Linked DNA regions of Mus musculus: region 2 is linked to region 1. A link is a loop called in an ENCODE intact Hi-C map of the cell type or tissue named here. Cell type or tissue: gastrocnemius. All regions are shown on one strand. Each heading gives the region's core, and the rest is flanking DNA. Links, peaks and the distances in the headings are about the cores only.

Region 1 (8,337 bases), core at 259-8,258:
GTCCCAGGGATCAAACTTGGGTTGGGAGGGCTGGTGGGCAATATTGCACCAGTCTTAAGCTGCCTCTTTTAAAGGCAATCATTTGTAAGTCTCCAGCTAGCCATGGCCTGCTATATAAATATCTGGGCCAAACAGAATTTCAATACCACACCCAATCTTACAGAAATTTGTACTAAAAGGAAACTGGGTTATTAAGTCAATTAAATTATAAATATAATTTTGCACTGAGGTTTCATTGAATCTACATTGCACCCAAGTCTGGTGTAAGACAAATTATGAAGGCGCAGTTACTAAGTGGAGGGCTCCAACAAATGAAGAATAACTGAGATACTGTCCTATAGCAGTTAGCACATGGCTTTGTTGAGCCTGCTTTGCATGAGACCAACCTCCACTTTCCCTGTCTCCCTCCATCCATCTCTCTTTCTCTTATTTGAGACAGTGTCTTACCACATCAATCTTAGCTGGCCTAAAACTTGCTAGGTAAACCAGGCTGGCCTCAAACTCACAAACATCTGCCTGCCTCTGTTTCCTGAGTGCTAGGATTAAAAGCATGGCCACCACACCTGGCCCCTGTCTGATATTTTACGATAATCCCTTTATTCTCCTTTAATTCTATCACATGCTGCTGCTGTTACTTGTTTTTGTATGGCAAGGATGAAATGAGGGCTCTGTCCATGTTGAACAACTGTGTTTTCTACTAGCAAACACATCTCTTTAATTCAGAGTACATGCATCTCTATTCTTGGCAAACAGAAATGACTTGACTAAAAATAATCATGAATTCAGGATTCTTTTCAAAGAATCCAATCAGCAGACACAGAATAAATGTTTAGCTCCCTTGTTTCCTGAATACTTTCTTGTGGGTTTCTAGTTCATGTGAATCATGTCAAAAGTACTGACAAACTTACAATTTAATAATCAAGGCACCTATTATAATAGACTTTGTATCGTAAACTAGAATATAATTGGAATAACTACTTAACATCTACCTGGCATGGTTTTTCTCTAGAAAATGAAACTGAATGGGAATGATCAGTGGCAAACCTACTCATTAACAGCATTAAATATGGCCTTCCCACAGGACACTGCTACTTTTCAGATCTAAAGCCCTTGTAACAAGGTACTTACCAACCTCTCACCGAAAAGATCAGCTAATCTGCCACTGGCATTACGTATACAGCCAAGTTGGATATTTTATATAAATATAGTATGTTAAAACACTTGAAATTAAAGATGTGTTAGAATTAAAAAATCCTTACAAACTCTTAGCAGCTCTTTCTAAATTGCTGTAAACATTATTTACTGTGTTCTAAACTATGTTGGTCATTAAGTTCGGCAGCTCTCCAAAAGTAAATGTCTTATAAAAGGGTAAGCAAGCTCTCATAGGATATGTTAAAGCAGGGAGAGGTCAACTTCAAGCAAGACAGCTTAAAAGAGAAATGGTTGATGTTCAAGGGACTACAGAACATCTGGTGACAGGTGGGACATACAACATCAGGACACTTACCTGCCAGGGCCTTGATGCGGGAGCGCTCAAAGAGCCTTGCAGAGCTGTTCTCATTGTCCCAGTCATCCACATCCCAGCGGTTGTTCACATCACTGTACTGCTGCTGGATCTCAATGTTGTCATAGTCTGTGGCTACCGTGGTCGTCATCTTGACTGTCTCAGCTGCTTGTCCACATCAGTTACTTTTCAGAGTTCTGTGAGTAAAAAAGGAAAAGCACAGGTGTGTATACAAAGTGTACATCCTCTATACACCTGCTGGGGTGATAATAAGGAAAAACTAGGACAGTCACTGCTTGTCCAGATGTGCCTTCTAGAGCCAAGGCCAGTTCTGAACTTTGGCTCTGCTTCATAGCACATGTGTGACCTCGGTCATGCTACTTTAATGCTTTCCCCAAACCCGGAGGAGGGAGAAGACTGAAGGAAACACTGGGTGCCAAATTAATGTTCTTTCCTAAAGGAGTTTAAAGTGTCTGGGCAGTGATGGTGCACACCTTTAATCCCAGTACTCAGGAGGCAGAGGCAGGCTGATCTCTATGTGTCTGAGGCCAGCCTGGAGTACAAGACAGCTATGGCTACACAGAGAAACCATGTCTTGAAAAAAACCAAAACAGAGCAAAATGAACCAAAAAAGTTTAAGGTGAAGGTTTAATGTTTTATCAGGGCTGTATCAGCATCTACATGGATCTTTTTAAGTGAATTCCCTTAGTTTTATTGTCTATTACCGTTTAGTTTTTCCTTCATAAGCTACTATATAAGAAAAACTAACAAATCATTCTGTCTCTATGTCTCATTTACATATTAGAATTGATGCCTAAGGTTAAGATGGAAGCATATGGCAACAAAGATAGTATCCATGCATAGTAAATACTCAATAGGTATTATAATTATTTATACCATTGTTACTATAAATTCTAGGACCAATACCAATAGTAATGCCCACTCCTTTAAAGCCCTTGAGGATAATGGTGGGTTTTTTTTTTTTTAAGGAATAACTATGAAATAAGCTCTGGCTCACTAAAGTCTTCACTTTATCAATGTATTCTTGGAGGATCAAGAGAAATATGTTTAGTTTTAAATACAGTTTCTCCATTCAATACAGCTATTACTCACATGCAGAACCCAACCATATTGAGGAATTACTACATGATCAGCAGTGCTCTAGATTCCTGGGGAGAACAATAAATGACACAAGTGTTACATCCTCATAGAAGGGAGACCAAAAACACACACACACAAAAGCCAGAGAGTTTAAGGAAAATAAAATACAAACAGATGAATTTGAAACTGGCTATTTTAGACTGGTCAGAAATAAATACTCTGCTTAGTGTAGGTCTCGGTGTCTAAAAGGTACAGATCATGGCCAGATCAAGAAGAATGGCACACCAGACAAAGGTACACCAAGGTATGCTCAGTATAGTTGGAGTCAGGTGTGCAGAGGGAAAGGTAAGGAGAGACAAGGCTAGGGGAGCTAGACAGGGCTCCCCTGCATAGCTCATCAGACTTGGCTGATGATGACCTTTGAGTCAGCATCGGCCACTGGTGGATGTGATTCTAAAGGATAGTTCTTGGTGCCATGTGGAAACAGATTCTAGGAGGCTACTCCAACGATGGAAGTGGTTTGGCACTGGCAGTAGTAGACGTGAATGTGGTAGTAGTGTGCGTGGGTATGTGTCAGGCATGCTGACAGGACTTGGAGAAAGGCCTGGATGAAAGGCTTGGATTCAGACTCAATCTTGGAGAACCAGACCTAAGGCTGAACTCTGGTTAACTAACAGGCTGGTGTCTAGCACCAGTTTCCAAGTTACTCCCCAACAAAACTTATGTGTAGCACCAGTTGGTTATTCTCCAACAAATCCGCACTCCAGGTTACAAGCCTGCCCTTGATACGTCACTTCTAACAACCATAAATCAGGAGAAAAGAATGTTGTTTATGGTTTGACACCTAGCACTAGCCAATTATGTTAACGGACAGCAACAGCCCCCCAATCAGATGCTTGCCAGAATAGAAACCTCCACCCCTTGCTAGCCATTTCCTATAAAACCTTGCCCAGATGAAAGTTCAGGGCAGCTTCAGCAAACCGTCCTGTGGGTCAGTGGTGAGTAAGCCCAGGCAGTCTGCTCCTGGTTGGTCTTTTTGGGCTCTTGAATGCATCTTGGTACAATATGGCTAGTCCTATGGCATTTCTAAGGTTCTGTGGTTAATTCTATTGCTATGGTTAAGTTCCTGTATGTGTTCAATTTCACTACAGGGACTCAGGCTCAATCAGTTACACAAAGCTATCCAAGTAAGTTAACTGCAAATCTAAGAAGGGAATATGATGGAGATAGCTTCTGTCTCATTGGTAGAAAGATCACAAGGCAAATGGTGCTGGTTATTTCCTCTCCTTCTCTCTTCTCACATTAAGATTAAAAAACTAATAGTAAGAGCTTTGTACATGGATGCTCACTTGGCCCAACTGTCACTCAATGTGCACCAAGAATGTGCACAGGGGTCAGTCTGCATAGCTCATTACTAGCATCTGTATGCTAATAGAATAAGATCACCACCCAGCAATACAGGACTACAATAGGGTCTCCATGCTGAAATGAACCACCTGTGTCTTGACTGGCACCATCAGTGGCCCAAAACGTCCCCTGCCTCCTCTTTTACCATTATAGTTCTCTCACAAGCCATCAACATATCCTATGTGCTCTTGAGGAAATAGCACCACATCCACTGACAAATGATCCACAGCATCTGCTCTTGCATTCATTCACTACAGCATAAACATCACATTCCTTCCTGGAAGTGAAATTCCCCCCAGACAGATGCAATCAAGCCTAACAATACAAGTGTGTTGGTATACTCATTTAACAGTTATGCTAACAACATATTTACAGGTTTTTACAAAACCACAAATGAACAGCTAAAACCTATTGACTGAATGACCTTATAGTTAAGCAACTCTAACACAGGGATGGGCGCAAGACGTGGGAAGGACCAGCCATATAGTCACACTAGTAACCTTGGAGATGGTCAATTTTCACGACTACTGCAACATCGCAGCCTTTTATAAAATCTGTCTTGGAATATTTTATCTCTAGTAAAGAAAACCTTTACAATACTATTAACTCCTTGGAGTATAATCATTCAAAGTATAGAAAAGTTGATTTAATCCAACTCAAGGAGAAACCCAAACAGGGCAAACCCTTCACCAAGGAAGTTCTAGCTATTTGGTGCCATCTACTGACCAAGCTGGATAAGCTACACTGTGGCCCCAGAGCCCGTAGCACCTGCCTAGGTGCCTACTCCTTTGTTCTGGCTCCGGAGTCTCCTACTGAACCCCTTCCCTGCTCTCACAAGTGACTGAACCTCTTCACAAACCTGACCCATCACCAGGTACCAGCTGCCCTCCAGTTTCCCAATGAGTTATTCCTAGATCCATGAATCAAATAAGCTCTAGAGTTTCAGCATGGGCTGCTACATGTCATAACCATTAAGAAAGAAGTGAATTTCAGGCCGGGCATGGTGGCGCACACCTTTAATCCCAGCAACTCGGGAGGCAGAGGCAGGCGGATTTCTGAGTCCAAGGCCAGCCTGGTCTACAAAGTGAGTTCCAGGACAGCCAGGGCTACACAGAGAAACCCTGTCTCAAAAAACCATTTCTGAGTTCGAGGCCAGCCTAGTCTACAAAGTGAACTTCGGGATAGCCAGGGCTACATAGAGAAATCCTGTCTCAGAAAACAAAGCAAGACAAAAAATAAAGGAGAAATTACTGAATAGGACTTTGCTATTGATTACACTGAAGAGACAATAGGACGCCATGGAGATGAGAATCAGATGTCAGTCGGTGAATTCAAATTCCCAATTTTAAAAAATTGAATATTTTATTTATTTACATTTCAAGTGTTATCCCCTTTCCAGATTTCCCTCCCCCAGAAACATGTTATCTCATCCCCCCTCCTCCTGCATCTATGAAGGTGTACCCCTACCCACCTACCCACTCCCACCTCTCCACCCTAGCATTCCCCTACTCTGGGGCAAGGAGCCTTCAGGGAACCAAGGGCCTCTTCTCCCATTGATGCCCAACAGGGCCATTCTCTGCTACATATATGGCTGGAGCCATGGGTCCCTCCAAGTGTACTCCTTGGTTGATGGTTTACACCCTAGGAGCTCTGGTTGGTTGATATTGTTGTTCTTCCTTTGGAGTTGCAAACCCCTTCAGCTCCTTCAGTCCTTTCTCTAACTCCTCCATTGGTGATCCCGTGATCAGTTCAATGCAAAACCACAAATTTTAATAAATGACCTTCACTTTTCTTCTGAGGTACAACCCTCATTAGCTATCCACATCAGAGGTATACCTAAAACTCGAGGATCTTAAATAAATGAGGATGTGGACTGGCCCTTATTAAGGTATAATTACAGCCTAGCTCAGCATCTTGTCTGGCCATTTCTCCCAGCACATATATTTGAAATGGGAGGTCTTATCTGTCCTGAAGGACTGAACATTCATCGTGGATGTATGCTAATGTAATCTATGTAAGCATCTAGTGTAAGCACAAAAACACAGACAGTACATGTATGATATTGAAATATGGCAGGTAATGCAATAATGGAAGCCATGTCTATAAGACTACAGAATGGGGGATAGGAATGACAAATAGCTAAGGAGAAAACTTCCATGTGCTCTTGAAAGAAAGCCTGAGAAGACAGGAAGGTGAGGAACATACTGCTTCCTGTCAAAAAATTAGAATTTCATACAACAGTCTGTGATGTAGAAACCAACAGAGGGCTGCTCCTCCCTACACTGTCTGCTACGGAGGACAACTGAAGGGTTGACCATCCTCTGCCTACAATATCCTAATGAAAGCAACTGCAAAAACCTTCATTCCCAATGTTCAGAGATCACTTTCCTACCAGATACAAAGGGCCACTGGGAATTGGCATATGCATATTACTTGAAACAAATCTTGTTTTTTTTTTTTTTTTTAAGGTAAGCAAATTCAGCCAGGTTCTATAAGGAGTGAAATTACCCTTAAAAAGATGCCAGCAAGAAACCCAGTGGCTTAGTCACTTCTATATTAAAACATTCAGCCAGTCTTGTCATCATAGCTTAAGGACTTATTGAGGTTGGGAAAATGGTCCAGCAATTACAGGAAGTTTCTGGTCCTGAACCTTAGGTTCAGTTCCTAGCACTAACATCAGCAGTCCACAACTGTCTGAAACACAGTTCTAGGGAATTCAACTTCCTCTTCTGATTTCCACAAACACTACACACATAGGCACACCCACAGAACTAAAATTAAAAATTTAAAAGCACTTAAAAACCACAAGCATAGCCACAAGCAAAGCTCTATAAAAATACAGGAGGAGAGAATGGGATCCCTCCCCTCTGTCCTTCCTCTATGTCACAGAGAACAAAAGAAGGAACAATGAAATGATACGCACATTTAGTATTTGAGTTTCTTCAATAAAAATCTTGATATTAAGTATGAGTTAAGTTCATTTGCTATTTCTGTTATTCATTTTCTCTGCCTATATATGTGATAAGTATATACATTTTAAATATAATCTTGCTAAGTCCTAATCTTTTTTTTTTTTTAAATCAGCTGTTTTGAAAGTAAACAAGCTGGGCATGGTGGCACACGCCTTTAATCCCAGCACTTGGGAGGCAGATGCAGGTGGATTTCTGAGTTCGAGGCCAGCCTGGTCTACAGAGTGAGTTCCAGGACAGCCAGAGCTACACAGAGAAACCCTGTCTCGAAAAAAACAAAAAACTAAAAACAAAACAAAACAAAAAAAGAAAAAAGAAAAGAAAACAATAAGACAAGGAAGAGTTAGCTTCTCTGATCTGTCATTCATCAGCCTTGAAAGTCACTGAATTCGAACCAGACTAACTTTTTTAAAGTGCATAGCTATGATAATATACACAACAGTTAAAAGGCTATCTTTGTTTCTGCTCCACTTACAATGAGTAATTAAAACTGAAATCATTAACTCAGAACAGGCCTAGCATCATGGTTCACAGACAATGTAGTGTTTCTGACCATTATAGTATTTTCTGCCTTACATATACTTTCAAACAGTTTTAAATAACATCAGAATATAGTGCCAATGCCAAAATGCCAGCCCTGCACTTCAGCAAGTTAGGCATTTAAGTGCTTTATTTGTTCTGAAGCTTGGTGAGCCAGAGCTGTGCTTTCCTGAACAGCAGAGTAACACTATTCAACAGCGTGGACTCTGTTTGGGAGCTTGTTCTTCTGGAGCAAATTCATCAAGTAAAATGCACACCTCAATTTTCTGGAATAAATATCAAATGAAAGCATGCGAAACTGCCACAAACAACAACCGTGTATCAAATGTCCCTGACACACACAGAGGTCCGGGATCCTACCTGTTCTAGACATTGTCATAGAACCACTACCCCCACCATAGCAAGTGCTCACAAACAATCTCAGATGAAATGACAGGTGGAAGACTGTCGCCACCCAGCTTCTAAGTATAAAACACAAAAATACTATTTCTGCCCAAGGCATATGAATCCTGGACCCCAGTATGAACTGCTATTGTGTAAGGGGACAGCCTGTCCTTTATGCAGATTCATTTAGCAAAGAATGAATTTTTATGAGAAATTTATTTTCACCCGGCTCAAAGTAGGGTGGGCTATTCTTAGGTAGAACTAAAGAAATACTAATTTTACTTGATTTGCCTATAATATTTATTACAAATATATACTTTATTGTAAATAAGATTATTTCCCCTTTACAAAATGACTTAAGTTCTAGGTACAATTGGCTGCCCAAATGTTCAGGTTTAAACTGTATTCACTTTGTTCAAGGGCCACTCATAC
Region 2 (8,337 bases), core at 315-8,314, 71 kb before region 1:
GTCATGCCGCCGCCAGGGCAGCAAAAGCAGCTACGACATCCAGCATCCCTTAACCATCCAGCAACTCCTTAGTGTTTGAAAATTCTGCCATCACACAGTTAATTCCCCAACAGGGAAGACAGCACACCAGATTCATTTAGCACATGGATATCCACAAATGCCTCTGCAGAAGGCCAGCTTGTTTCCTCACCTTATTCTCAACCCCTAAAACCAAACTGGGCTGTGGTCAGACACCACAGCTCAGCCCATGGCACACACATCTTGGGACAACTTTTGTCTCCTTTTACCTGAATCCAGGTAGTGACAGATTTTAATGTCACACTCTCCTGTTCACATAAACAAACTTAAAACAATGGCTTCCTCAATGGGATTCTCTGTTGCCCCACTCAACCCAGGCTGGCCCTCAGAAGCATGAACACAAAATGCCCTTTAGCGTGAGCACAGTTCCTTCAGTTCTTTTATCAGGCTTTTTCTAAGTGCCATGCGTTATTCCAGATGTTTCTAATTCCATAGGAGGATATGCTTCTTCACTCATATATGCCCTGTATGTCCAATACTTCCATATTCCTTACAACCAGCCTTTGCCTGAAAGGGCCTTCTCCCACTCACATTTACTACTGGCTCAAAAGGAGCAGCTCAAGAGCTACAACCCCAATACATGCACTTCTTATTCCTGTAGTTAAATTACTTTCTTCTTCCTGCCTTGGGACTCTGTATAAATGGATACATAGTCTACTTTCTGCAAGATATAATTTACTCATATGTTTTTGCTTTTAAGCCTTAATCCTAAAGGGTCAAGACTCTATTGTAGGATTCCTATACCACTCCACCTTCCAAATTCCTGAAGGTAGAGGGACAGTGTGTATTCAGTGAATCAAGTAAATGAAAATGACACGTCTTGGGAGTGGAAATGTTCAGAGAAACACTCAGCCAGGAACAGATTAAAATTAACACACACACAAGTTTCCTATCTGTCAGGTTCGTTTTTCAATACATTTCATACACAACCTTATTTCTATTCTGTAAATAGTACAGTGTGGAGGAAAACAGTTTCTTTAATTTTAAACATGAAAACTCTAGGGCACAGGATAGAATACTCCCAGCCCCACTTGTTGTCAAGGTAGCAATGGGACCAAGAGTCCAACTGCAGTTGCTTTTGCTAGTGCACAGTCCTCCGTCCTCATCCTCATCAATGTCCACAAGAGGGGGTTTGAAGAGAGAGAGACAGACAGACAGACAGAGAGTGCTGCATCTAATTTAGCAAGCACAAAATATTGATATTTCTGGAGTAATAGAAGGCAAAAATTTCCAAGTTAATCAATGAATACATTTCAACTGGTATCCTTTGGAATACTGGACAACTAGTGATTAAGGTTAAAACCATAGGAAACAAGACATTAAATGCTATTTTTAGCTCCAGTCTTGTGATCTGAGAAATATCAGTCTCCCTTTTATGCTCACTAAAGATCAGAAAAATTAATGAATGGTATTAATAAAAAGTCTGTGTATTAGGAAAAGGAGAAAGAATTTTTGTCTAGCAAAGGGCTAGACCTAAGGAACACCACTGATGGTGAGGAAGGAGTTAATTAAACATGAAGACTGATCACAGCTCAAGGAATTTTAGCTTTTTTTTTATATCAAAAAACCACTTAATGGGTTAGCCTAAGATAATTGTATCTTGGCTTCCTGTAATCATATGCACTGGAGAACAGCAAAAACTAGCTTGGCAGTCACATGACCTCAAGATGCCCTTGGGGAGATCAACTTCCTCTTCTAGATTTATAAGAACTTTAAACTTTCACACACATACATTTCTATCTCTAATATTTGCTTACAGCTGGGAGGATCTCTAAGCCTCTAGCATTATAAACTAAATAATCCCTTTATGATTTAAATATTTCTCAAAATTAGAAAAAGTTCTTCTGAAATCCCACATTGTAACGGGACCTAGATGAGGATATATATATATATATAGGCTGTTCCAGAGAGGACAGCTTAGTCATCTGCAGACAAGCTTTGGCTTCTGCAGAGACCCAGAGATCCTAGCAATCAGCTCCACATAGATGAGATACAGTCTATCATAAGAAAACTGTGCCTCTGTTTCATCCATTCACATTCTCTTCTTTAAGCTCCAGCATCCTAAGAATGCCCTTGACCTCAACTCACCCTCAGCAGACCCACCCTCATGAACATCAGTCACAGGCGTTCACTGGGTGCTAGGCTAGGCTTCCCAGTAAGCACAGGTGCTGAGAACCTCAGTGACACCCACTGCCTGCTAAACAGCCTCAAAGCGTTCGCTTCCAGCCTGCAGAGGGACGGCCACCCTCCCCCTAGGGTTATTCTTTACACCACTCCCACAGAGTCCCTCAATGCTTTTCTGGCTTTTTACCTTTGCGTCCTCTCTCACACACCCATCCTCAAAGTCTGGCCAAACGTAACTCATTCTATAAATCCTCAACTGTTGCCATAACTGGAATTTTAAATGATCCTTCTACCCTTTCTTTTGATAATTCTCAAGGCATGCTGTACACACAGAGCACCTTTGTACAACACAAAGAAGACTTTACATGCTAGAGATGTTCCAAGTCCCACCTTTCATATCTCGGATCCTTACCTTCAGGGTCTAACAGTTTAGTGAGGCCAAGGTGCTGCTCTGCCAGGTTAAATGCATTCTGCAGATTGTAGTGTGCATTAGATTTCTTCAGTTTATCAAAATCTATCAGGTCAGGCCTATACAGAATGACAGTGGAACATAAACATTATGCCTTGGAAACAAATCAAGTGTCTAATGAGGCATGATAACTGCTCCAGAGAATGTTAAAATAATAGCATAGTGGAGTAAAATTACAGTATTATATAATCATCAAACAATGATACATGGTTTTTGAATAATGAACTCACACATTCTCCCTAATATGAATGCAGGAATTTCCACTATGGTACAATATCCAACCCACAGACAGGAGATACCACAACTAATCCAGATCTGCCACAGAAAATGGTACTGTATCTTTCTACCTTTACCATGATTTCTTCAGACTTACCGATGTTTATGTATCAGTGCATTGAAGGCCATGCCATCCCTCCAGCTAGTGGTGAAATTGTGAATGTTGACATTGGGGTACCTGTCAAAGACAGACCACAAAAGCAAAACAACAATTACCAAATAAAGGTTTATGCCTTGGTAAATGCTAAAAAAAAAAAAAAAAAAAAAAAAGAAAAAAAGCCTGTGTTCATGTTCACTGTAAACTCAAGGTCATGTCTCAATAATGACAATTTTGTCTGAGCATGTGTCCCGTTAAGATCAGGTTGCTTGAAATAAAAATAAAATAGATAGCTGTATTTCTTCACAAGTGCTTGGTAATTCAATTCCATGAGATGTGAACTGAATCCCCTTAACCTGCTGTGACATCTCACCAGCCCCAAGGTAAGGTAGTTTTAAGAGTAACACACTAATTAACCTGACAAGGAACTGATTCTCATTAAGAGCCAAGGACTCTGAAATAATTTCATCAGCACTTTACAGGATTTAAAAATATGTATTTTATTCAATTTTATTTATGTATGTGTGTGTTTTGTGTAAGTTTATGAGCACCATGTGCATGAAGGGGCCCACAGACTCCTGAGGGAACAGGAGTTCCAGCAGTTGTGAGCCACCGGGGTGGGTGTTGGACAACAGAACCTGGGTTCTCCAGGAAAGCAGTGAGAGCTGAAAACTGAGCCATGTTACACGTTTAGTATAGCTGAATTCACACAATGTCAGTAAGCAGCAATAAGTTGCAGTTGTGTAAAAGTATCTCCAAATTGGGTTTTAGTGAAAGCATACAAGGAAAACCAGGACAGGCTTACGTAATAACTGCTTCTAAGTTTGCTGTGTAAAGTTTACCAAATGGCAGAAATTAAAAGGAGAAAACTCCCAAATGCATTTAAAAAATATGTGGGTTTGCTTCTTAGAAATGCTCTAAAAGGGCTGGCGAGATGGCTCAGCAGGTAAGAGGACTGACTGCTCTTCCCAAGGTCCTGTGTTCAAATCCCAGCAACCACATGGTGGCTCACAACCACCCGTAATGAGATCCGATGTCCTCTTCTGGTGCGTTTGAAGTTAGCGACAGTGTATTTATATATAATAATAAATTGGGCCGGAGCTAGCAGGAACTGAGTGAACAGGGCCGACCGAGCAAGTGGGGTTGACCAGAGGGAGCAGAGGTCCTAAAAATTCAATACCACATGAAGGCTCACAACCATCTGTACAGCTACAGTGTATGCACATACATAAAATAAATAAATAAATCTTTAAAAAAAGAAAACAAAAAGGCTTATAAGGTATTAATAATAAAATTAAAAAATTAAAAAAAAAGAAATGCTTCAAGAATTTTATAATTTAAGATCTAATTGTCCGTGGAGCTTTCCGATAAAGAGAATGCAGCCGTTAAGGAAATAAGATCTGTTCCAAGTATAAATCACACCTCTTTCCACTCTGACAGCCAGTTCTGAAATGTCACATACCAACTGTTTATGTGGTAACAAGACATCTCAGTGGAAGCTATGAAAAGACACTTGTCAGCACCTTCGCAGTGATGCGACAGGGAACTTAATCCTGGAGGATTCCTAGTGCTGGAATCCTGTGTTTAATCCTGGAGATGCCTTGTGTCCTTCCAGTGCACACTCACCCAGCTGTCTTCATCTGGCACCACAGCAGCAATGCATCCTTAGCAGACTTTTTCTCTTTGTTATCTTCAGTCTCCACACTAATATCCTGGATCTAAAGTTTAAGAAGAAATATTAGGCAATCACCCAACTGCTGTATAAGCCTGAGAGCCACTGCAAAACAGGTCTGCATTTATATGAAATAGATCGAAGTCTTGCCCTGCACGTTATCTGCTCTCCATGTCAGTAAGAACTGTCAGGCTCACCTCGGACCTTCCAGAACTAGGTTTCTTATTCTACACACAAAGCCAGGGGGATGACCTGTTCCACGAGTGCCTCCGTAGCACCTATGAAGAGGCCATGTATGGCCCCTGGGGCCCATATCTTTGAAACTACAAGCTAGTGGGTGGTTTCTCATAGAAACCAGAAAAGTATTTTGCTGAAGGCACGGTATGTATCATTTCCTATAAGATAGACAGAACCTGTTAAATGCTATGCTTCCACGCTCTCTATTTTGTAAGTTCACAAGTTCAACATTAGACATTGTGATGGTTGTATATGCTTGGTGTGTCACTGTGGGTGTGGGCTCTAAGACCCTCATCCTAGCTGCCTGGAAGCCAGTCTTCTGCTAGCAGCCTTCAGATGAAGGTGTAGAACTCTTAGCTCCTCCTGCACCATGCCTGCTTAGATGCTGCCATGTTCCTGCCTTGATGATAACAGACTGAACCTTTGAACCTGTAAGCAAGCCCCAATTAAATGTTGGCCTTATATAAGAGCAGCCCCGGTCATGGTGTCTGTTCATAGCAGTAAAATCCTAAACAAAAAGTCTGATCTAATGGTACCAGAGTTAAGCTAAATGACTTCTTTTTTTTCTCCCTCCCTTCTTTTGGTCAGACTAAATGTGTTCTCTCTGCTTCCCCCCCCCCCCCCCATTGTGTATCTGTGCATAACAGCATGTGCATATCACAGAACACATATGAAAGAAGTCAAAGGACAACATGTGGAAGTTAGTTTCTTCCTTTCACCACATGGGAAGGACCACTGGGCCCTGAAGGGGTCCTCTTTCCTACCTGAGCACCTCAGCTTTTCCATCTCAGGGAAGGCAACAGTGGCTACCTCACAGCACTACTGTGGTTAGTTGGTTGACTGTTCTTTCCTTGCTGCTGCTGTTTTTAGATGGGATCTCAAGCTGGCTTCAAATTATGCACTGGAAAACTACCTTGAATGAGTAACTCCAATCCTCCTGCCTCTATCGCCCAAATGCCAGGATTACAGGAATGTTCTACCATGCCCACTAAAAATGTTAGTTCTTGGGGTTAGGAGACACCATCAGTTATATGATTTTAGATAAATGTTCCTAACTGTAGTCTGTGTTCTTGCCCCTTTTAACTAAATTTGGGACAAGAGGTGAGAATACAACCAATGACTCAGTAAAATAAATGTAGTAAAAGAAACTGCACAACGCCAGCTATAATACCAGCAGCCTTTGCTTCTTGATTTAAGAGGAGAAAGTATGTATTAGCAGGTTGAGGTGAATGAAGAAAAGGCAAATGGACAGTCATGTTTTTTCAACTTAGTTCACTGTAAGAAGTCTGAAAAAGACCGTGTACTCCAGCTCCCTGACACGGGCATTCATCCTCTGTCAAGGGGCCACGATCAGAATGGCCATCCATGTTCCCGTTAATGTAGGCCAAGGCAATGGATGTCATCTTCAACAGTAATTCCCCACTTAGCCTACTGATACTCTTTGGAACTGGGCCTTGGAATCTGAATTATTAAGATGCTTTCTCAACCGCAGCAGTGAAGACAGATGACAAGTCTGTGTTGTCTCCCTTTGTAACTCTCCCTCTTTACACAGAGACGTCTAGAACACTGTTCATTGGAAGCTATCAATCTTAGGAAGGCAGCAGGGATGGAAAAGCATTATTTACAGGCTGGTTTCAGAGTCTGAACAGGAAAACTAACACAGTTAAAATTTAGTTTTTGATTTTTATTTATCCCCCCCTTGTGTGAGATTATTTTGGACACAAGGACTTGTGCAAAAGACAGGACTTCTGGGAGATGTGTGGAGAGTAATTTGACACCAGGGCAGCAAGCGTCCAGCACTTCAAACTGTAACTGAAGAACAAGAGCACAAAGCATACGCCTGGATCGTGAGCCAGGACTAAACAGAAGTGCTTTTCCTGGGCCCCCTGGCCCCGAGGCAGCCTAAACTGTACCCAAGACTTGAGGGAGTTGCACGGATTAAGGAGCCATCTCATACTCGCTTCTATACAGAGATAACTCCATCACATAGTCACCAATTCAAATTCATCAAAGGCCTTTTGGCCCTTTCCTCCTGAAAACTGCTCCTTTCCACCCCAAGGGGGATGAGAAGGTGAGAACGGAGCCCCTATTCTATACGGGCCACAATTTAGCAAAGTCTAGCCAGCCTAGAAGTACCCAGCACTAGCCATACTGCTTGACCTTGGCTACTGAAAGCCAAACAGCAGAGATCAGATGTTCAGAGGTACACCTTAGGAACCCATATTACCAAGTCCCATTAAGACAGGAAAGGCACGTATGCCAGGGGCAGTGAAATGTACAAGAACATGGTAGCTCTGGCATTCCTCCAGGGTGGCATCAGCCTGGTTCCTGTGGAACAGAAAGCTCGTATGTGGAAAGCTGGTCTATATTCTTTAGGCCAAGCTCCTTACCTGGAAGCGCAGAATAATTGTCCAGATGAGGCCGAGGGTCAGCCGGTGGTTTCCATCCACAATGTCATGGGAGCCCATGTTCTCAAGATGGACTCTCTGCTCTTTCAGGAATTGAAGAGCCTTGTCGACATTCTCCAGACAGTGGATCCGCATCCGTCCCTTAGTGGGTTTAGGCTGAAAGCCAGAGAACAGAGTGGAGACACTTTACTCAGAAGGGCAGAGGAACTATCCTGAATCATACACGCCTGTCATGGTTTGTGCCCAAACCCAAACTAAAATTTGTGTGCATTCATTTGACCAAATGAATCTCAGTGCTACTGCTGCCACTGCAAAGGTAAATAACACTGTTCGCACGACCTAAGATTGAGAGTCAGTACTAAAGTTTATAAGGCCTGGTGGCACAAGACTGAAATCCCAGCTACTTAAAAATTGAGGCAAAAGGATCCTAAGTTCGAGGCTAGAATAAACAACTAATTGAGACTCTGTTTCAAAGTAACCATAATAAAGCAGGCTCAGTACACTGCTGAGCAGTGCAGCACTTGATTAACACACAAGGTCTCATACCCATACCAACAGTTTGTCAACCTCAAAGCTATACACTCTCCAGGGCTAGAAGGATAGTTTAGAGGTTATGAGCACTGCCTGTCAGAGTCCCAACACCGACATGCCAGCTCACAACCATCTTTATCTTCAGTTATGATGTCCTCTTCTAGCCTCCATAGGTAACACAGACATGGTTCACATATATTCAGGCAAAAACACCCATACCCCCCACCACCACTGCCACACACCAACACATACACAACTTTTTTTTAAAGAAACTCCAACTAAACAGGACACTTGAGCTGTACAGTCAGTCCTCTAATAAAACCCCTTTTTATAGTAAAAACCTTCATCACGTGATACTGATGTGTCTATCACAGCTTGAGCTTCAGAGAATGCTTTCTTCCTAGATAAACCTGACTTCCTATCTTCTGGCTACTTATCTGAGCCA

What was found. Hi-C counts contacts between places; a loop is a spot of excess contacts. Peaks named below come from ENCODE experiments on the same cell type or tissue, not always from the same donor. Only the 100,000 strongest peaks of a DNase experiment are listed, where the experiment ranks them.
Region 2: it touches region 1 in a loop (2.1-fold over the local background); 8 of 42 quality-filtered maps call a loop at or near these places.

Annotation. Positions count from the first base shown.
Region 1 is chr11:30,218,072-30,226,408 of GRCm38, forward strand. Sptbn1 (spectrin beta, non-erythrocytic 1) reads right to left here and starts at 1,701. Exons shown (of 35, transcript NM_175836.2): 1 at 1,508-1,701. The coding sequence starts at 1,655. Gm51887 (a long non-coding RNA gene) reads left to right here and starts at 3,546. Exons shown (of 3, transcript XR_003949652.1): 1 at 3,546-3,603. In gastrocnemius, for the core only: a CTCF peak has its summit at 4,741 (motif pointing left); no DNase peak of the experiment used is centred there.
Region 2 is chr11:30,146,886-30,155,222 of GRCm38, forward strand. Sptbn1 (spectrin beta, non-erythrocytic 1) reads right to left here. Exons shown (of 35, transcript NM_175836.2): 3 at 7,344-7,517; 4 at 4,671-4,762; 5 at 3,045-3,125; 6 at 2,615-2,730. Among named protein-coding and RNA genes, the nearest start is that of Sptbn1, 69 kb to the right of the region's middle. In gastrocnemius, for the core only: CTCF peaks have their summits at 1,199 and 3,651; DNase peaks (open chromatin) are centred at 7,304 and 7,495; H3K27ac peaks cover 1,595 bases.